7 separate regions of the Homo sapiens genome follow, and all the other regions are linked to region 6. A link is a contact called in ENCODE Hi-C or POLR2A ChIA-PET data. All regions are on one chromosome and are shown on one strand. The core of a region is the stretch at or near the end of the contact, and the rest is flanking DNA. Distances in the headings are between cores, read along the strand shown. Region 1 holds the start of IPO7 (importin 7). Region 2 has its middle 20 kb from the start of IPO7. Region 3 holds the start of ZNF143 (zinc finger protein 143). Region 4 has its middle 40 kb from the start of WEE1. Region 5 holds the start of WEE1 (WEE1 G2 checkpoint kinase). Region 6 holds the start of CTR9 (CTR9 component of Paf1/RNA polymerase II complex). Region 7 holds the start of AKIP1 (A-kinase interacting protein 1).

What was found. Hi-C counts contacts between places; a loop is a spot of excess contacts on that map. ChIA-PET counts read pairs that join two places held with the same protein, here RNA polymerase II (POLR2A). Pooled maps may share reads with other maps.
Region 1: a map of naive thymus-derived CD4-positive, alpha-beta T cell shows a loop between it and region 6 (8-fold over the local background). The contact joins the promoter of IPO7 here to the promoter of CTR9 in region 6. A Hi-C loop is called at or near these places in 1 of 168 maps with a recorded cell type or tissue (naive thymus-derived CD4-positive, alpha-beta T cell) and 5 of 50 pooled maps. POLR2A ChIA-PET finds 5 or more read pairs at or near these places in 1 of 52 experiments (T-cell).
Region 2: a pooled map shows a loop between it and region 6 (5-fold over the local background). The contact joins the enhancer-like site here to the promoter of CTR9 in region 6. A Hi-C loop is called at or near these places in 1 of 50 pooled maps. POLR2A ChIA-PET finds 5 or more read pairs at or near these places in 2 of 52 experiments (RWPE1 and T-cell).
Region 3: a map of B cell shows a loop between it and region 6 (17-fold over the local background). The contact joins the promoter of ZNF143 here to the promoter of CTR9 in region 6. A Hi-C loop is called at or near these places in 2 of 168 maps with a recorded cell type or tissue (B cell and naive thymus-derived CD4-positive, alpha-beta T cell), 2 of 37 single-sample maps with no recorded cell type and 12 of 50 pooled maps. POLR2A ChIA-PET finds 5 or more read pairs at or near these places in 3 of 52 experiments (CD4-positive, alpha-beta T cell, WTC11 and activated CD4-positive, alpha-beta T cell).
Region 4: a pooled map shows a loop between it and region 6 (5-fold over the local background). The contact joins the enhancer-like site here to the promoter of CTR9 in region 6. A Hi-C loop is called at or near these places in 7 of 50 pooled maps.
Region 5: a loop to region 6 is called in a map of naive thymus-derived CD4-positive, alpha-beta T cell, with 20 times the contacts of the local background. The contact joins the promoter of WEE1 here to the promoter of CTR9 in region 6. A Hi-C loop is called at or near these places in 1 of 168 maps with a recorded cell type or tissue (naive thymus-derived CD4-positive, alpha-beta T cell), 1 of 37 single-sample maps with no recorded cell type and 15 of 50 pooled maps. POLR2A ChIA-PET finds 5 or more read pairs at or near these places in 1 of 52 experiments (AG04450).
Region 7: a pooled map shows a loop between it and region 6 (5-fold over the local background). The contact joins the promoter of AKIP1 here to the promoter of CTR9 in region 6. A Hi-C loop is called at or near these places in 8 of 50 pooled maps. POLR2A ChIA-PET finds 5 or more read pairs at or near these places in 2 of 52 experiments (SK-N-SH and naive thymus-derived CD8-positive, alpha-beta T cell).

Annotation. Positions count from the first base shown.
Region 1 is chr11:9,383,351-9,386,129 of GRCh38, reverse strand. It overlaps IPO7 (importin 7), which reads right to left and starts at 1,478. Exons shown (of 25, transcript NM_006391.3): 1 at 1,283-1,478. The coding sequence starts at 1,366. RefSeq lists an enhancer at 961-1,476.
Region 2 is chr11:9,363,053-9,365,826 of GRCh38, reverse strand. No RefSeq gene overlaps it. Among named protein-coding and RNA genes, the nearest start is that of IPO7, 20 kb to the left of the region's middle. RefSeq lists enhancers at 580-1,281, 917-2,116 and a silencer at 1,107-1,286. Within about 2 kb of position 1,351, at least 41 of the 41 ENCODE cell types and tissues checked have a DNase peak (open chromatin) inside an H3K27ac peak, as active enhancers do.
Region 3 is chr11:9,459,562-9,462,261 of GRCh38, reverse strand. It overlaps ZNF143 (zinc finger protein 143), which reads right to left and starts at 1,250. Exons shown (of 16, transcript NM_003442.6): 1 at 1,186-1,250. It overlaps ZNF143-AS1 (ZNF143 antisense RNA 1), which reads left to right and starts at 1,564. Exons shown (of 1, transcript NR_036539.1): 1 at 1,564-2,700. RefSeq lists a silencer at 657-866 and enhancers at 1,637-1,716, 1,777-1,876, 1,967-2,046, 2,246-2,700.
Region 4 is chr11:9,611,996-9,614,695 of GRCh38, reverse strand. No RefSeq gene overlaps it. Among named protein-coding and RNA genes, the nearest start is that of WEE1, 40 kb to the right of the region's middle. RefSeq lists a silencer at 305-684 and an enhancer at 785-1,474. Within about 2 kb of position 1,340, at least 41 of the 41 ENCODE cell types and tissues checked have a DNase peak (open chromatin) inside an H3K27ac peak, as active enhancers do.
Region 5 is chr11:9,572,154-9,575,023 of GRCh38, reverse strand. It overlaps WEE1 (WEE1 G2 checkpoint kinase), which reads right to left and starts at 1,354. Exons shown (of 11, transcript NM_003390.4): 1 at 515-1,354. The coding sequence starts at 1,090. RefSeq lists silencers at 732-831, 1,122-1,331, 1,352-1,701 and an enhancer at 1,276-2,128.
Region 6 is chr11:10,749,798-10,752,497 of GRCh38, reverse strand. It overlaps CTR9 (CTR9 component of Paf1/RNA polymerase II complex), which reads right to left and starts at 1,252. Exons shown (of 25, transcript NM_014633.5): 1 at 1,041-1,252. The coding sequence starts at 1,085. RefSeq lists enhancers at 1,365-1,414, 1,435-1,584, 1,383-1,883.
Region 7 is chr11:8,909,764-8,912,463 of GRCh38, reverse strand. AKIP1 (A-kinase interacting protein 1) reads right to left here and starts at 1,275. Exons shown (of 6, transcript NM_020642.4): 1 at 1,241-1,275; 2 at 793-1,020; 3 at 1-11. The coding sequence starts at 1,014. It also overlaps a transcript of DENND2B not described here. RefSeq lists enhancers at 971-1,060, 1,071-1,140 and a silencer at 1,231-1,510.

The DNA.
Region 1 (2,779 bases), core at 229-2,728, 1.4 Mb after region 6:
GGGATCTCTAGTGCAGCCCTTTACACTGAAAGTCCAGTTAGTAATATTTCTGCTGTTTCTGGTAAGTCAATATAAACAATGTTTTTAAATTATTTACTTACCAGCTAAAAGACGCATAAAATAGTTGAATTTCTATTTTAAAGTGTGATTTCTTTTTCAGTTAAAAAATGTACACTAAAGTTCAGTAAAGCTGGCAGATTCAGCAGCATGCTGAAGGACAGTTACTAACTGGCAGAAAAGTTACAGCAGCCCTTTTAAGAAGGATTTAAAATACTGATCATTAATACGTAAAAATGCAAAAGTTTAGAAACAAAGAATGACACTGGAGATAGTACAATAAATATTCATGCAATTAAGCTGTTTTCCAAGGAGCGGTCCCCACAAAATATGGGGGAAAAAAAAAACCTTCAGAGAATGCAATATCTGAACTGATAAGGAGCTCAGCATGTTCCAAGGCACTCAGACTTAACATTATCTCACCTGTCTGTCACAGCAACTCTGTGGCGTAATTTTATGAATGGGAAAAACTCAGGATCAAGAGGTTAAGCGACTGGCCCAAGGTCACTCAAGGAATCAATGGTGCAGCTATACCTAGAAGGGTGCACTTCACCTGATCCTTCCCACTACATAAGCCAGCTCCCCGACTGAAGCATTAGGACAGCGGAAAAGCAGGGATCAGACTCTGTGAGTGTCCCGCACTACTCCTATCCTGCCAAGGAGGCGCGGGCTTGCCTTTGAAAGCCTTCCCTAGCAACTCAGCCAGAGAGGAGGAAGTTGTGCCCGAGGCAGGCCACTGATCAGCCCAGCAAAGTGACAAGGATGACAGGCGCAGCCCCCAAAGGACCAGCCGGCATTCCCAGGAGCCCTTCCAAACCCTGCGACGGCGAGACTGGTCTCAGAAACATCTGAAAAACCTCCCAGTAAGTTTCGCCCCCTCCTGGACGTGAGGAACCAGCTGGGAATGAGCCAGAGGTCGGCCAGCCACCCGAGCCAGCCATGTGTCCAACCCGTCACGCCCGCCCCGCCTCAGCCGGCTCCTCATGCCTAGACCGCAGCCAGAGGCCCAGCTCAGGATCCGAAGCAAAGGCAGCCTTGGCTGCAGCCACCACCACCACACCACACCGAGGCGCCCCGGCGTGGAAGTCGCCGTCAGATGTCCGCCCCACCCTCCTGCTGGGACCCTCAACGACGTCGTCCGCGCCTCCGGCCAGGCCCCGGGGGCTCGGCCTGCCACTTCTGCCCACCCGCCTGCCCGCCGCCACCGCTAGCCGGGCGTCCTTACTTCATTGAGCTGGCGCTCCGCGGCCTCACGCAGGGCTGGGTCCATAGTGCCCCGCAGGGCCTCGATAATGGTGTTGGGGTCCATCGCAGCGCGGACTCGGTCAAACCCGGGGCTCGGGTGCTACTGGGCCAGGAATAGCGCCACTCACTGCGCACATGGACCCGCCGCGCTCCGCAGCGGCAACCGGCGCGAAAGGAAAGAGAAGCGCCAAGGCCCCGGATAGAACCTCTTCGCCTCGGCGTGGAGGCGGGAGATGCTCCGGCGACTTCCTGTGGGCGCGCCTGCGGAGCACTTTGGGAGATGTAGTCCACAAACACAGTCCGCAGCCCACGTGGCTGCCTGAGCTGTCGTTCCTACAGACAAGTCTTTCTGTTCAAAAACGAAAAATGTTCAAGTTCCACAAAAAGAAAAGCAAAACAATCAGTTACAAAAGGTTTCACATACTATATCCACAATGTTCATAAAGGGAGTCAGATACAGTGTGTGGTGCAATCGATTGCTAATGGCTGCGTGATTGAAGGAAACTTTCTGAAAAGCAATTTGAGATGTGTTTCTGATAGCCACTAAAATATTTAAACTGCCGGGCGCGGTGGTTCACGCCTGTAATCCCAGCACTTTGGGAGGCCAAGGCGGGCGGATCACGAGATCAGGAGATCGAGAGCATCCTGGCTAACACGGCGAAACCCCGTTTCTACTAAAAATACAAAAAATTAGCCGGGCGTGGTGGCACGCGCCTGTAGTCTCAGCTACTAGGGAGGCTGAGGCAGGAGAATCGCTTGAACCCGGGAAGCGGAGGTTGCAGTGAGCCGAGATCGTGCCATTGCACTCCAGCTTGGGCAACAAGAGCGAAACTCCGTCTCAAAAAAACAAAACGAAACGAAATGTTTAAACTCTGACCCAGTAATTCCACTTATGAGACTTTATCCTAAGGCAATAACACGGAAGATTAAATGAACTTTATGTGTGAAAGGTTTTTATCACATTACGTATTAGTAATTACCAAATACTGAAATCATGGCTTTTTATTGAGTATCCAAATTTTAGTTGGGACTTCATATAAATCACCTCTTAATGCAGAGTAAAAGCATAATCCCTATTAAAATACACCTTCCTGCCAGGCGCGGTGGCTCACACCTGTAATCCCAGCACTTTGGGAGGCCAAGGTGGGCGGATCACAAGGTCAGGAGATTGAGACCATCCTAGCTAACACGGTGAAGCCCCGTCTCTACTAAAAATACAAAAAATTAGCCGGGTGTGGTGGTGGGCGCCTGTAGTCCCAGCTACACTGAGGCAGGAGAATGGCGTGAATCCAGGAGGTGGAGCTTGCAGTGAGCCGAGATCATGCCACTGCACTCCAGCCTGGGTGACAGAGCGAGACTCTATCTCAAAAATAAATAAATAAATAAATAAAAATAAAAGACACCTTCCTAGCCAGGCGTAATCCTCCTGTTGAGGCAGGAGGATTGCTTGAGACCAGAAGTTCAAGGTGACAGCCTG
Region 2 (2,774 bases), core at 102-2,601, 1.4 Mb after region 6:
TGGGGGCTTTCCAGGTCATAGGTAGATAGGAGACAAATGGTTGCATTCTTTTGAGCTTCCCTCCCTCTCTCTCTCTCTTTCTTTCTTCATATGGAGTTTCCCTCTTTCGCCCAGGCTGGGGAGAAGTGGCCCAATTTCGGCTCACTGCAACCTCTGCTCCCGGGTTCAAGCGATTCTCCTGCCTCAGCCTCCCAAGCAGCTGGGATTACAGGCGCCCGCCACCACGCCCAGCTAATTTATATATTTTTAGTAGAGATAGGGGTTTCTCCATGTTCACCAGGCTGATCTCGAACTCCTGACTTCAGGTGATCCACCCGCCTTGGCCTCCCAAAGTGTTAGGATTACAGGCGTGAGCCACCGTGCCCAGCCTGGATTCTTTTTTTTTTTTAATCTTATTTTTTGAGAGGGAGTCTGGCTCTGTTGCTCAGGCTGGAGCGTAGTGGCTGAGCTCGGCTCACTGCAACCTCCGCCTCCCGAGTTCAAGCGATTCTCCTGCCTCAGCCTCCCGAGTAGCTGGAATTACAGGCGCCCACCAGCATGCCCGGCTAATTTTTGTATTTTTAGTAGAGACGGGATTTCGTTATGTTGGCCAGGCTGGTCTGGAACTCCTAACCTCAAGTGATCCGCCCGCCTCTCCTTCCCAAAGTGCTGGGATTACAGGTGTGAGCCACCGCACCCAGCCTCCAAAAGAGGCAATCAGATAACGCATTTATGTTAGTGAGCAGAGGGGTAACTTTGAATAGAATGGGAGACAGGTTTTCCCTACGCAGTTCCCAGCTTGACTTTTCCCTTTAGCTTAGTGATATGGGGGCCCCAAGATATTTTCCTTTGACGAATTCATCTCGGAAACCAAGATTTATTTTCTTTTGGAATTTTAAAAGTTTTGCTCTTGCATTTAAAAAAAACAGTGCGTGTGTGTTTCGCTTTAATTATTATTTGCTGCATTTTGGAACTGAGTCAGGCAAATCATTTTTGTTCCTAGGCAAGTGCCTTTGATCTTCAAAATCTACCCAGTCTTTGGGGCACTGCTGTCTCCTTTCACAAGGTCCTAATTCCCACTGAAACCAGTCTGTAGTATTTGTGGCTTGGGGCCACTTCAAGATTTCAAATTTCAGCCTCAGACTCCAATCCCCGGGCGGGATCCGGGAGACCCAGCCCCGTGCGGCCCCCGCCGAGCTGGCGGGGATTGCAACGTCGGGATCGTGGCGACGCGCGGGGCCCTGGAGCCCAGGCGCGCGGCCCCAGGCGCGTCAGCCCCTCCCCGCCGGCGTCGCTCGCCGTCGCCTGCGGTGACTCAGCTCTTCCGGTCACCGCCGTCACTGGTGGTTCCCGACTGCAGTGAAGGTGCGGACGCCAAGTCACTGCTCAGTAATGCTGGAGCCGCCGGCGTCCCGGGCCTTCTCCAAATGCGCTGCATTCCTGCCCCCACCATGACTCAGCGGCTTCCGCTCCGGCGTCAGCGGCGCTCCGGCCTCCGCCCGCGAGGCCCTGCTGCCTTCCCACTGCCCCACGGGGGCCACAACGCGCCCGCTTCCGCCCTTAGGTGTCCTTCCAAGCCCCTGAAAAGGTTTGGCAGCTTGATAAAGGATCCCTGAACTCCAGTGTTTAGGCCCTGCAAGGCTCTTCTCTGTACATTGAGGAGCTGAGGCCTCCGCACGGGAAAGTATTCCCCACCCCCCAGCGCAAGGAGGAAGTTAGCCTAAGACTAATTGAGGCAACTGAGGCCTCGGACAGCCGCGGGTCCTGAGAGCCCGATGGACCTACTTTGGAAGTTCAACGTTACCGTTTGCAGATGTGTGACACTCCCCTACTCCTACCCCCACTCCTACCCCCACCCACTTAACAGACATGAGGATTATTCCATGCCACCTTGTTGTTGGCATTGCGTAGCACATGGTAGGAACTCAGCAAATCTCAGCTTTTGTTTGTATTTTCTCTTTCTTTCCTTTTTTTTTTTTTTTTTTTTTTTGAGACGGAGTCTCCCTCTGTCACGAGGCTGGCGCGATCTCGGCTCACCGCAACCTCCCCCTCCTGGGTTCCTCCTGGGTTCAAGCGATTCTCCTGCCTCAGCCTCCTGAGTAGCTGGGACTACAGACGCACGACACCACGCCCAGCTGATTTTTGTATTTTTAGTAGAGACAGGATTTCACAATATTGGCTAGGATGGTCTCGATCTCTTGACCTCGTGATCCGCCTGCCTTGGCCTCCCAAAGTGCTGGGATTACAGGCGACAGCCACCGTGCCTGGCCTGTATTTTCTTTGAAATGCCTTTTAGATGTAGTTCTTCCTCTCCATGGACAGAGTCACCTCAGCAACTTCCTAACTGGTTTTGCCACATTCCCATCCAACTTCACACAATGACCGGGTGCATTTTTATGGCACACTGTATTCTGCAAGTCATTCCTCTGTGCAAGAAAATTTAATACTCTGTTGAATTTTGGTTTGAGTGGAAAGTCCTTTCCCTGGTATTTAAAGCGATCCATCATAGTCCGGCTCCCATCCTTCCCATAAATATTTTAGGCCTGCTCTGCATCCTGTATTGTGGTACTCGGATTCCTGCCCTCCAGAGCTCTGGTGAGGGGAGATAAATACATAATCACGTCGTCATTATACTGTGTAATAAGTGCTCTGATCGAAGTGTGAACAGGACAGAGAGCAACTCAGTGTAATAGAGGGGGAAGAAGAAAGGCTTCACAGAGGAATAAATATATGGGGGAGGGAGATGGCTTGATGGTTGTGAGGCATTTACCAGCACTCTGATAGATATTGTATAT
Region 3 (2,700 bases), core at 1-2,500, 1.3 Mb after region 6:
AGGCACTCAAGTATCTGTAGACAGCTGACTGCTCATAGAATTTCCAAATAGTGGACACTGACAATTAAAAAAAAAAAATTTCCAAACAGTCAAAATACGCCAGGACAAAATTAGCTATGCATCTTATGGGTGTTTTTGAGTGATCTCCTTATCACGTTATTTTCTTACTAAACGTAAACTTGATCTACATACTCAGCAAGAAAAAACATTAAATACTGCACCGTTTTTTGTCAACTACAGGAAAACACAAGTATCTTCTGGTAAGATTCAGGACAAAGCCGACCACAATCTCGAACCTACAATTTCTCCCCACATTCTCACTTGATTATATCAGCTGATTTAGACACTTCCAAAGCAAAGGCTGACGCTGATTTTAAACAAATAATGGGCTGGCAATGGTATTCTTCTTTCCTCTTTTTAACTTCGTTATTATGTGGAAAAAACAAATGTCCAAAGCAAAAGGGGAAGGAATAAAAACTAGTTCGCGTTCCACAATAATACGTTTCAAAGAGACTTATAAGAATTTGTTCACTCTTTTGGCCAAAACTGGAGAAAAGGGAGGATAAAATTGTAAATTTCTAATATCCGATGTTAGACCTCAGTAACCTTTTTTTTTTTTTAATAGAAGAAAGGGTGAGGGGGAAACAATCTGCCCACGATACGCATGGGAAGCAAGCGCTAGGTGAGACCGGCAGGTCCTGGGAGGGCCTGGGCCAGCCCTGTCCCCGGCGCCCCCGCTGCGGCCTGGTGTGGCCCGTGGGCCCGGCGTCCCAGGCGGCGGAACTCTGCCTCGGCGGCGCCTGGGGACTCGCTCTGCGCGGAGGTCAGGCCGAGAAACGCGGCCAAGGCTCCCGAGGGCTCCACCCTCCCCTCTTTCACTCCCTCCCCTTGGCGGTCCCCTGAGGGAAACAGGCGGGGCGCATCGCTCAGAGACAAGCTGGGGGGAGTTGAGTCCTCAACGAAAAAAGCTCCGCCGCCTAGAGTGGCGGCCGCGGGTTATTAATAAACTCCGCTTCTGCCCAGACGCCGCTACCGCGGCCGGCCCATAAAATCGGCAAGGCCTGCGGCGGAGGCTGAGCAGCGGGAGCCGGAGCCCGGGCCCAAGCGGGCCCGCGCCGCCGCGCTGAGGGCGGCGGCCAGGCGGAGAATAATGCACACTGGGTAAAAACACATTTATATACGAACCTCCGAGAAAATTTTCCAACAATTCCTTCGTCCGACCACCATGCACCAGGACAGGAAACAGCCGTCCGGCCCCCAGGCCCCGCAACCCGCATAGTGTGTCTGAGGCCCGCCCCCAGCTTCCATTGGGCTGTCATTACATCACTCACAGGACGCTTCCGGTTTTCCATTGGCCCACGTTTGGTCGACGCGAAAGAAAACCGCCCTAGCCGCGCCCACTCAACTGACGTCAGCCAAGCCTGACTTTACAGCCCGCCCCTGAGTGGCTCGCGCAAAGTGCAGAATCAAAGCTCCTGTGTCTGACTGGTTGACATAACCGCTTATCCCAGACGGACCCCGCCTCACTGACTAGCGAGTCATACCGATTCTGGGGCCCCAGCGGGAGGCGCCATTTTGTAGCGAGGGAGGGAGGCTGGTCCTTGTGATTACCCGGGAGGGAGCCGGGGTGACGAGCGCCATTTTCCCCACAGGGGCGAGGAGGCGGCTTTGGTTCTCCCGGTGGGCTTGCCGGAGTGCGTTCTGCAGACCAGAAGGGCTTTGTCTGGCGATTGCTGAATGCTCAATAGCAGCCTGCTGGGAGGGAAGTCGAAGGGAGAAATAGGACAGAAAGAGAGACCTGACCTCTCCCTGGAGGCTCTCAGTGTCGGCCGAGGCCCTTGGTCTTGCTCTAGGGCTCTGCATTCCCGAGAGCTGCTGTATGCCGGGGATTGGCTTCCAAGCCTGCCTGAGCTTCTCCAGTCTCCCGGGCATCGCCATGCGGTGGGAGGGTGAGCCTTCCTCTCCTGCTGAAATTCCGGCGGCTTGGCAACCGGCCGGGGGGTCTTGGATTCCTCGGGGAGACACCACTGATGCTTTGTGGTTTCACGTAATTTGGATTTAAAAGTTGAAGGCGTCAGAAATGGTTGTCGCTACGGTCTTTTGTATGTTCTTGTGTTGCGAACTAATAAAGGAAAGTCAAAAGGGTGGGAGAAGCATTCAGTCTGGTTCCCTAAAGTTACTAAGAATGGATACAAATTAGTTGTGGCCGTTGCGGTTAATGCTTCTTGTAGCTCTTAACCCAGCCCTTTCTAAACCTTTGGATATACTTACTAGTCAGTTCCGAAGGTACTCAGTACAAATTTGCGTTGGCGCACCAGGCCGACTAAAGATGAGGTGGGTGTATTAGACTCAAAATTTCTTAAGTCGGCCAGGGGGTAGAATTGAGCTACCAAGAGAATGAGAGACTACCCTGTTGTAACAGATTTGGATCGCGCTTAGAAAAACAGGGAGAAAGCTGGATGATGTTCAACTTAATGTCTTGCATTTCAGACGATTATCGAATGGACGGGGATAAATAAAAACGATGTTACAGATAGCCCTCTAAGTGTGGATAGTAAATATTTTGATTTACAATTAAGCCTACCTTGAGGTGCAGGCCCTAACCAACGGATAGTTGAGTAATAGGGGCCTAGACGCCAATGGAAAGAAAATGGGACTTTAAGCTTTGTTTGAACATATATTCTGTTAATAAAGAAGTTT
Region 4 (2,700 bases), core at 91-2,590, 1.1 Mb after region 6:
TTCCTGTTATATGTGATCTCCAGAGGACCAGTAAATGCCTGTGCAAGCCAAGGAACACGTTAAAAAGAATCCCCTATCCCTGCAACAAAGCCCGAAAGGGATTCTACTGGGACAGTTGCTCGGTCCCAGGGCCCAGGCATTGGAGAGAGCCTCGCTCCAGAGACTCTGTGGCCCCACCGGAGCCGGTGCCGGCTTTTAGGGGTTTTCTCACGGAAATGTTCAGCTGCCGGTGAGTTCACGTGCATTTAAGTTTTATTCTCCAGTTAGGACCGGGTTTTCCAGATGTGGGTTGTCAGCGCGTGCCCAGTAACCAGCTTGCGCCCAGGTGCGAAACGCAGTCATTGGGTCTCTCCGGGTGTGCGTCCTGGGTGGAGCCCCAGGGGCCCCGGCGTGGGTGGCCGTCCTGCTCCGCGGGTACCCGCGGAATGCCCTGCCCGCATGCTCCCTCTGCTGGGCGCGCCTCGGCGCCTTCCGGGTGCACGGCCCTGCCCAGGAGCGGCGCGTGGGGCCCCGGGTCTGCGGATGAATGGGGAGATAGCGAGGGGAGGGGCGCACAGCACAGCCCACTCCCCCTTACCCACGCCTCCAGAACAGTCCTACCCCTAGCCCCAACACCTCCTTCTATCCCCGCCCCGCTCTCCCCAGACGCTCTTAATCTGATTGAGACTTCGGCACGTAAACGCGGTTCTAGGAGCCCGGACTGGCTCAGTGCACGACTTATCAGAAACTTACCCGTATCTAACACACAATAGATTCGTGCACATCTGTTGAATAAAGAAGAGTTTGTTTTTCGTGTTTGAACCGTGTCTGCTTCAATAACGCTTCCTGCAGTGGTCCTTTTTAGGAGGGGTACAGTGAGTGGTATACTGCGAGGGAAGCGGGACAAGGAGGCAAAGGGAAGGGAAACAGGCGGGCCCAGAGAGCAGCTTCCGAGTGACCTGGAAAATCAGCGCCCAGAACTCATCTAGACACAGAGGCTCGGTGCCATGGCATTCCGCGCTGACTGCCAGAACCGCGGGCCGCGGAGCCAGCACTGTGCCGGCAACGTGGTGGGGCGAATGCCCTGGGGTCGGAGAGGTGGAAAGGCCCGAAAGGAAGAGCCCAGAAGGGGACAGTCCCCACCCAACGGCAGGGTAAAGGCCCGTCTCTACTGGTTACTAGAGACGTGGAACCCAGGAAGCTCGAGGCCCCAGGAAACCGGCATAGAAGGAGGCCTGTCAAAGGGGCCCCGAATCCTCCCGCAGGGACAGAGCGACACGTCCACCCGGGCTCGGAGGACTAACACCAGGAGTCCCCTGAGGCCCTGCCCCAGGCTTCCCAGGTTGTGGGGACACCAGCTGCCTGCAGGGGGCGGGATGTTCCTTTGGCGCTGCTGGGCAGTGACTAAGAGCAGAAACAAAAATAGAAGCTGAGATCAACGGAAAGGAATGAGACTGAACAAACACACGCATTAATCCTGATGGGATACATAGTAAAATAACATTCCCAAACACGGCAGTAAGAAAAGATGAACTATGTAAAGAATGCGCAGATAAATGAATGAAAATTTGGAGGACAAAAATGTGTTTCACATCGTATTTCAAAATAAACACCAAGTGGATTAAAGTGCTAAATATTTTAAAGAACAGCCATAGAAACTATATATTTAATAGGATAAGGCAGTTATATTTATGGATAAACGTCAGCGTTCTCAAAACTTTGAAACAACAGAAGAAACAACAAAGGAAGACTAACGTTCAAAAATACAAAAACTGGACAGAATTTTAAAAAGACAACAGATTGAGAAAAATGTCTGCACCAAGTGACAAGCAAATACTACCTGAAATGTATAAAAGCTTGTTTATAGGCCAGGTGCAGTGGCTCACGCCTGTAATCCCAGCACTTTAGGAGGCCAAGGCGGGTGGATCAACTGAGGTCAGGAGTTCGAGACCAGCCTGGCCAACATGGTGAAAGCCCCGTCTCTACTAAAAATACAAAAATTAGTTGGGTGTGGTGGCACACGCCTGTAGTCCCAGTTACTTGGGTGGCTGAGGCAGGAGAATCGCTTGAACCCGGGAGGCGGAGGTTGCAGTGAGCCGAGATCGCACCACTGAACTCCAGCCTGGGTGACAGAGCAAGATTCCATCCCCCCCACCCAAAAAAAGCTTGTTTATATATATAAAAACAATCAAGGTACCAATTGCTAAATAGACAAAGAAGGTAAACATGCACTGTAATTCACAATAAGAAATAAAAGTCATACCCAAGTGCATGGGGAAAACGTTCATTGATAATCAGAAACTTTAAACTTAAAACAGTTATGACATAACACCTTACATCTACTAAAGTAGCAAAAATGTTTTAAAATTATAATGCAGGCTGGATGCAGTGGCTCATGCCTGTAATATCAGTTCACTGGGGGCCAAGGCAGGAGGTTCCCTTGAGGCCAGGAGTTGGAGACCAGCCTGGGCAACAGAGTGAGACCCTGTCACTACAAAAAATTTAAAAATTAGTCCAGCATGGTGCTGTGCTCTAGTAGTCTTAGCTACTTGGGAGGCTGAGGTGGGAGGATCCCTTTAAGCCTGAGAGTTACAGTGAGCTATGATCACACCAGTGCACTCCAACCTGGGCAATAGTGAGACGCTGTTTCTGTAAAAATAAATAGAAAAAAATATAATAGAAAAACAGAAAAAAAATAATGCATAATGTTAGCAGCATGGT
Region 5 (2,870 bases), core at 105-2,604, 1.2 Mb after region 6:
TCTCCCTGCATGCCCCAGACCTTTCCCCCATCCACGCCACACGACACGACACGATCAGGGCGGGACAATTATTTTTCTTTAAACTCCTTCTGCCCGCGCCGCCCAAATTACAGGCCCGATCGCCGCGTTTAAAAGGCATCCTATGGCTCGGGAGTGTCAGGTGGCCGGGCCGGCACCCTCCAGCATCCTCGCGAACCGCGTTATCGGTGCCGCACTCGGGGCTGACACGCTCGGGGCGGCCCGGACTCAACGGGCGGCAAATCCTTGGCCACCCGGACGGGCCGATCGGCCCCTTTGTAAGATGAAGTTCCAGACGAGGCCCATTGTTCAGTTACATAATCTCAACGGACAACCTCGGGGCAGGGCCAAACACAAGGGCTGCCAACTTTGGGGGGCGGCGCAGGAAAGCGAGGGGGGAGCGGCCGGCCGCTTCTGTAACCGAACCCAGGCAGCGGCGCTGGCCCCTCCGGCGCCGCGGCCCCGGCCGCCGGGTGCCCGCGCCCGCCGCTCTCACCTTGGGCGTGTGCGGGGTGTCGAAGAGTCGCAGCTTGCGGAAGGTCTTGTGTGGCGGGGTGCCCGGGTGGTCCGGCCGCGGCGAGCGGCGGCCTTCGCCCGCCCGGCGCGCCCCGCAACCCCGCGGCGACGCATCTCCTGGGCCGCCGCAGCGCACCGGCGAGAAAGAGCTACCCAGGAAGTAGGGGGCCGCCGGCGACTTGACCGGCGACGAGGAGCCGAAGCCCTCCTCCTCCCACGAGTCGCCCTCCGCCCCACCGCCCGCCTCGTCCGCGCCCGGGCAGGCGCCGGGCAGCAACAGGTCCTCCTCCAGCTCGCCGGGGCTGCCGGGGGCCGGCCCGGGCGAGCGGCGGCGCTCGGGCCCGGGCTCCGTGGGGCTCCGCGCGGGCGGCAGCGGCGAGTCGGGCTCTTGAAAGGCCGAGTCCTCCCCGGTGCTGTGGCCGCTGCCCTCCTCCTCCTCCTCTTCTTCCTCCTCCTCACAGTCGCTGCAGGGCGAGAAGATCAGCTTCTGCCGCAAGGTGCAGGCCGCCCCGGCGCGGCGGGGTGGCGGCGGCTGCTGTCGGCTCAGGAAGCTCATCGCGGCCCTGGGGACGGGGCCGAGGACAGGAGAGCGGAGGCCTGCGGGGTCCAGGACACTGCGGGCCTGGGGGCGGGTCCGCCACGTGCGGCTGGGCGCGCCTAGTCGCAGCCGCGGCGTCTCTGCGCGGCGGCGGCCTGCGGCTCCGGGGCGCTCGGGCTGCGGACGGTGGCGGCAGCGGCGGCGCGGACTTTCCGGCAGAGGCGGGGCGGCCCGAGCACCGAGGCTGAGGTCTCCTCAGGTCCAGTCTCAGGTTCGGGCTCCGCGGCTTCCCGCGACCGTTAACCACGTGAGTGCCCAGTCCACCAATCCCAGTGCAGCTCCGGGTTTGAAAAAAAAAGGAGGGCGCGACGTAGCCCGCGGGGGAAGGACCAGCTACGCGATTTTGGCGGGAACCCGCTGGCTCCACCCCCGGCTCGGCGCCAGCCAAGTCTGGGCGGGCTGTGGTGTTCCGGGCCTATGAGCGAGCCTGGGGCGGCGGGGGGCCCGGCCCGGCGCCGCCCGAACACCGCCCGGACGGGGCTGGGCCTTCTGGGAGGGGCAAAAGAGAGCTGGATTCGCCTAAGCCGACCCGAAAGCCGGCCTGGACGCACCCCCCTCGCTGCTCCTCCGGTGCTGGGGGATCTGAAGAGGGGCAGGCGGCCGGGCAGCGCCTCCGGGTCTCTGCGAGCTGGGAAGAGCCAGGGACCGAATGGCCTTCGGCCGCTGCCCTCGGAGGCCGCTTCTTGCCCCTCGTCCCCTGGGGCGAGCCACTGGGGCGTAGTGGGCGTGGCAGTGGGCAGCCACGTTCAGGGTCGAGGTCTGAGCCGGAAATGGTGACTCGGGCCTCGGGACCTTTCTGAACTGCGGGAGCCGATGTGCTTAGGCTGGACACTGGCTGGGAGGAGGCCTCCGAGCCCCATTATTTCCCCGGGGTGGGTGACTGTTAGGGGCGGGTGTCAGCACAGCGAGAAGAGCTCTCCCAAGCAGGGGTCCACCTCTGCCGACCTTGTCCGCGGCCAAAAGAAACAGCAGCACAGTTGCCCACCACGAAACCAAGTGCCCGGCACACGATCTCCGTGTTTACATTTGTTCGCCAGCACGTGGGCATGCGTTGGCAAAACCGATTGGCCCGGCTCGCGGCAAACTCAAACGCAATTTTAAAAAATTTCCCTAGTGCTTCGTTAAACTGATTTAATCTGTCCCTTAATGCACTTACACGTTTCTTCCAGTTTTCTTTTTTCTTTCTTTGTTTATTTATTTTTTTTTTTTTTTCTGAGACGGGGTCTTGCTCTGTCACCCAGGCTGGAGTGCAGTGGCACGATCTCGGCTCACTACAACCTGCAACCTCCGCCTTTAGAGTTCAAGCGATTCTCATGCCTCAGCCACCCGAGTAGCTGGGATTACAGGCGGCTGCCACCACACCTGGCTAATTTTTGTATTTTTAGTAGAGACGAACTTCCCAATGTTGGCCAGGCTGGTCTCCAACTCCTGATCTCAAGTGATCCGCCCGCCTCGGCCTCTCAAAGTGCTGGAATTACAGACGTGAACCACCGCTCCCGGCCTCTTCCAGTTTTCTGTTGTAAACAACCCCGTGGTGTATATGCTTCCTTCTCCATGTTTTTTGTTTGGTTTGGTTTTTTTCGACACGGAGTCTCGCTCTGTCGCCCCAGGCTGGAGTGCAGTGGCGCGATCTCGGCTCACTGCAGCCCCCACCTCCCGGGTTCTCGGGTTCCAGCGATTCTCCTGTCTCCCGGGTAGCTGGTATTACAAGCACATACCAGGCCTGGCCAATTTTTGT
Region 6 (2,700 bases), core at 3-2,502:
TATAATAAAGTTAAAGCACAGAGAAGCAAACAAACCCTGCTACTTGTCCCCAGATCACTGGAACTATAAAATACTAGAAATGGTCTGCTTACTAAAAAATAACAAAACAAAATCCTACTTAACATAGAATCCAAGTAAAGTGCAGATAAGCACCCTAGAGACTATTATGCCATAGGTCTGACTCCTTGAGATGCATGACCCTACAAGCCATGCAAAGTTGAATGCCACTGCACACATTAATCATGGAGGTGGCACCTGCGTGTAACAGACAGTCCTGACTGTAAGCACAAAAATAATAATAGGAAAATGTCCTGGAATTAGAGGTAATGACTATACAACTTTGCGAATACACTAAAAACCACTGAATTTTATACCTCAATATTATATCTCAAACAAAAAAAATAAAAATAAAAGATATACAAGAAGACTGAACATCAAAGCTGAGAGCTTTACTCAGACAAGCCACAGGCCACCCATGAATGAGACATAGGTAAGCGAGAGGAGGTTAAATTTTATCAGCACACAGGGGCGGCTAAATCTTGGGATATCTCGTTGAAGGAGAGTTGGTGTAGAGAACACAGCGCACCATGACAGACTCGAGTTTCTAAGGGAGAAGAGGCGACCTCCTATATATTCCCAGGGAAAGATCTCGAGTTTGAGCAGCAAGCATATAAACCCCGGAAACATCAGCGCCCACCTCTGTAATCTGCGAGGTGTTTTACAGTTTATCGGGTACTCTCACACCTCTGCTCCCGTGGGTTGGTTAGGAAAAGAGTAGCGCACTGTCAAATTCGAACAGGCTGGAGAGGAACTTTCAAGAACTCCTTCTCCGAGTGGCCCTGAGGCTGCAGAGACGCGGTGCCCCCAGCCTGAGAGGGCACAGGGGCTGAAGAAGATGATGATCAGACCTTGGCCAGGTATTTCGATCAGGGCTCTTAGGGAAGGAGGATGCTCTCGCTTCAGAAACGAAGTCGAGCGAAGTCGGTGGGGGCGATCGTACAAGTTCATGGCCCCCACCCGCCTCCATACACGACACTTACCTCGTCAGTGTCCCGGAGGGGAATCTCGATGGAGCCCCGCGACATGATGGGGTCAAAAGGCGAGCAAGTGTCTCGCCCCGCCGCTCCGCAGCCGGTAGTCTCCGCTTCAGGCTAATCCAGAGGTGAGTGACGGCTCCGGCTCTGGTCTTGACTGCCGCCCCGCGGCGCCGCTGGAGCTCTGGCTTCTCCTTCCCGTCAGCCGCTTAAACAACGAGCAGCGGACGGCGGACGGCCACTTCCGGCGACCCCGCCCCCTGTCCCGGAAGCACTCCCGGGGGAGCGTGCCCTACGCGAGCTCAGCTTGTGGCTCCGGTGTTTCCGTTTTGGGGTTGGCGGCTCCGAAGCTTTTGTTGGCGTGTCGGCTGTAGGGTGCCCCGAGAGCCTGCAGGACCTTCGGAACCATCTGGCGTCTGACTCTCCTCAGCGCTGGCGCGGCCCCGAATGAAAACTTGGAAGGCGTAGCCGCTTGGTCCCGCGGTGGGCGGGGCCCCTGCCTGACGTGGACCTCTCGGGATGGGCCTGGCCAATCCTGTTTTCTTCCCAAGATTGTTAGGGATAATTCAGTCATTCGTTTCGCAACCCATCTTTTGGCCCCCGTTAGGTGTAAGTCATACCTGTGATACCTTTGTGACTAGTTTAAATAAAAAAATTTACAATTAATTCGGTAATCATTGTGATAATTCATGTCTTATTTTTTTTAGTTCTTCGAAGCATGTAAGAAGATCTAGTATATTTGTGATTTAAGTAAAATTGCAGATGAGGCCAGGCGCGGTGGCTCACGCCTGTAATCCCAGCACTTTGGGAGGCCAAGGCGGGCGGATCATCTGAGGTCAGGAGTTCGAGACCAGCCTGACCAACATGGTGAAAACCCGTCTATACTAAAAATACAAAAATTAGCCCGGCGCGGTGGTGGGCGCCTGTAATCCCAGCTACCAGGGAGACTGAAACAGGAGACTCGCTTGAACCCGGGAGACGGAGGTTGCGCTGAGCCGAGATCAGCCACTGCGCTCCAGACTGGGGATCGATCGAGACTCCACCTCAAAAAAAAAAAAAAGAGGAAATTAATTTTAGTAATATATTTTATTTAACGTAATATATCCAAAATCTCATTTCAACATGTAGTCAATATAAAAATTCAGATAATTTTTACATTTTTTTATACTGAGTCTTGAAAATTCGATATGTATTTCACATGCATACACTGATCTCAGTTGCCTGATTTTAATTGGAAATATTGGATCTGTGTTTAGATTTTATAAAGTTTGCAGTTGAAAAAATAGGTTCACACACTTTAGTTTTTCCAAAATTTAAATTAAAAAAATTCCTAATTAAATTCCTTAATTGGATTAGTCATATTTCAAGTGTTCAATAGCCACATGTGGTTAGTGAATACTGCATTGGATGGCATCAGACAGTATTTCCCAGAAATACTGTTTAATATATTTTAAAGTTTATAAAGTAAGCATTAAACAAAAGTACACATAGTGGTGATTGTTATTCTCCATGCCCAAAAGCCTCCCTGATATTAAAAACTCTATTGATAGGTTTGGTTTTTCAGTTATTCGCATCCAAAGGCATCATACCTGATAATGCAGAGTGCTATGATTGAATAGTTGGGGCACTCAGTTTAGAGTGGGATTTGGAGGAAGTGACATTTAAG
Region 7 (2,700 bases), core at 26-2,525, 1.8 Mb after region 6:
CTCTCTTCTCTCTATTTGAATAAATGGCACGTCACAGGTTAGCTCTAGGATTCCCTACTGGAGAATGAAGCCATTTTGGAAATAGTCTCCTTTTTACTTTTGGAAAGGCTCTGCAAGTTTATGTCAGAAAGAACGATGTTATTGAGAAAGAATTCCAACTCTAAAAGATAGACATGCAATTTATCCAGGATCTAAGAGACAGGCTTGCAGGCTTTCCTCTACTATCAGATGATAGCTGTAAGATTTTTTTTTTTTTTTTTTTTTTGAGACGGAGGTTTCGCTCTTGTTGCCCAGGCTGGAGTGCAATGGCGCGATCTCGGCTCACCGCGACCTCCGCCTCCCGGGTTCAAGCGATTCTCCTGCCTCAGCCTCCCTAGTACCTGGGATTACAGACATGCGCCACCACGCCCGGCTAATTTTGTATTTTTAGTAGAGACGGGATTTCTCCATGTTGGTCAGGCTGCTTTCGAACTCCCGACCTCAGGTGATCCGCCCGCCTCGGCCTCCCAAAGTGCTGGGATTGCAGGCATGAGCCACCGCGCCCGGCTAATTTTTTTTTTTTTTTTTAAGTAACCAACCAGGGCTGAACACTACCGTTATTCTACAGCTACCCAACAAGAATCTGTCAAATGTAAAGCGTTTTGAAAGGACTTTTCCATTCATTGTTCTGATCCTTTCCAGCTTCCGCTAAGGGAAGGTTTCCTCAGCTGCTTCTGCGCTGCGCACCCCTGGCTCCCAGCGGGCTACCGCGGCGCGAAGGACTGGGGCGGCCCCCGGCACAGCGACCCTCACCTCTCCCGGGAGAACGCGCTGCGGGCCGGCTGCCGGCTGTTTCTCTAGGTGGGGCGCCTCCCGGGCAAGGACCCCCATGCAGCCTTTGGGACGCTCCAGGGCATGCCAGTCCACCGCCCTCCTCTTGGCCCTCTCCAGCACTTCTAGAGCCAGCCTTGCTGAACGCTGCAGGGAACGTCGGTCCACCCCATTCAGCGCTGCGGCCGCCAAACAGTTGTCCATGGCTCCCTGAGTGGGCACACAACGTACAAACGCCGGCGGGTCAGCTGGGCCGCGGCGACCCTGCTCCAAATCCGGGTGGGAGCCCCAGCCTCGACCTCCCTGGAGACCACCGCTCCTGGTCCGCCCCCAACGCACACTCCAGCGGGAGCCCAGCCAGGACTAGGCCTAGCGCGCCCGCCCCTTCCATTTTCATCTACCCCTTCCGCTACTTAGGGAGCCCCCTCACCCGGCTCACTCGTCAAGGCGCATGCGCGCAACGCTATTCTAGGAAGAGGGACCAGGCCTAGCGCTCCCGGCGGCGCCGGCGCAGCTGGGCCATTGGCGGAAGGCGGGAGAGGCGGGAGAGGCGGGAGAAGTGGGGGAGGCGGGGCGGCTGGGCGGCCAAACACGCCTTCTGCGTCCCAGCCTTGGCGTCTGCGCGCGAGTTGCCTGGTTAACTGCTGAGCGCTGGAGGCGGGGCGCCGGGCGCTGGGGGCCGGGGGTCGGGGGTCGGGGGCCGGGGGTCGGGGGTCGGGGGCTGGGGGCTGAGGACTGAGTCGAGCCAGCAGCCCAGGGCATCTGTCCACGCTGTCAGAGGAGCCTCTGGGCGTGGGGCTGGCCCTTAGAGGGCTACTGCGCTGCTTAACTTGGTGGGTATAAAGGCAGGTCTCCTGTTGAGCTAAAAAATTATGGGGTACCAGCTAGGTAGGCAACATAGCGAGAACCCGTGTAGACACACACACACACACACACACACACACTAGCCAGGAGTGGTTATGGGGTACCAGCTAGGTAGGCAACATAGCGACAACCCGTGTCCACACACACACACACACACTAGCCAGGAGTGGTTATGGGGTACCAGCTAGGTAGGCAACATAGCGACAACCCGTGTCCACACACACACACAGTAGGAGGAGTGGTGGCGCGCATCTGTAGTCCCAGGTACTCGGGAGGGTCGAGGTGGGAGGATCGCTTGAACCCGGGAAGCGGAGGTTGCAGTGAGACGAGATCGCGCCACTGCACTCCAGCCTGGGCGACAGAGGAAGACTTCGTCTCAAAACAAAAACATCATGGGGAATAAGGCAAGTGCCTCCCGCGCCTCTTTCTGCTTGGTCTACATTTTGGGGTGTCGCTACTCTTGTTTGAGGAGGTGATTAGGCCAAACTGTGTGGCTGCCAAGGTGGCCTTTGGAGAAGGGAACAGCTCGGGATTGAGGCGAGACGGAGGCGGGGCTGTCTGCAGATGTTCCTGGCCCCCGGGGCAGGGGGCGCCTGAGAAGTTGTAGGGTCTCTCATAATCCCTCAGCGCAGCTCTCTCTCCCCTCCAGTGGGAAGTACGGATTCACATATTTTTGGAGACCTGTTCTCTTGGGGTCTGACTCCATCTTTTAGGAAGACTGCACCATGTTTAAGTAAGGAACTGTGAATGCTTACTTAAACCATGTTTAAGTAAGGACCTGTCACTCCACTCCGCTGGTTATTTGGTAGGAGATACAGCCCAGGCTCTCACTGCTAATTAGTGACTCAGCCGCACCACCCAGCGCAAAGCAAAGCGCCGATGCTTAGGAAGGTCCACTTTGAGGGACACGCTCAGTGGGGGTCACTTTAAGGAACACAAATAAATCCTCCTTTAAGTCTCCTCTGTGGTTCATGAAAAAGGAGAGAAACTCCATCCTCACCTAGTCTCAACAGATGGCTTGATGAG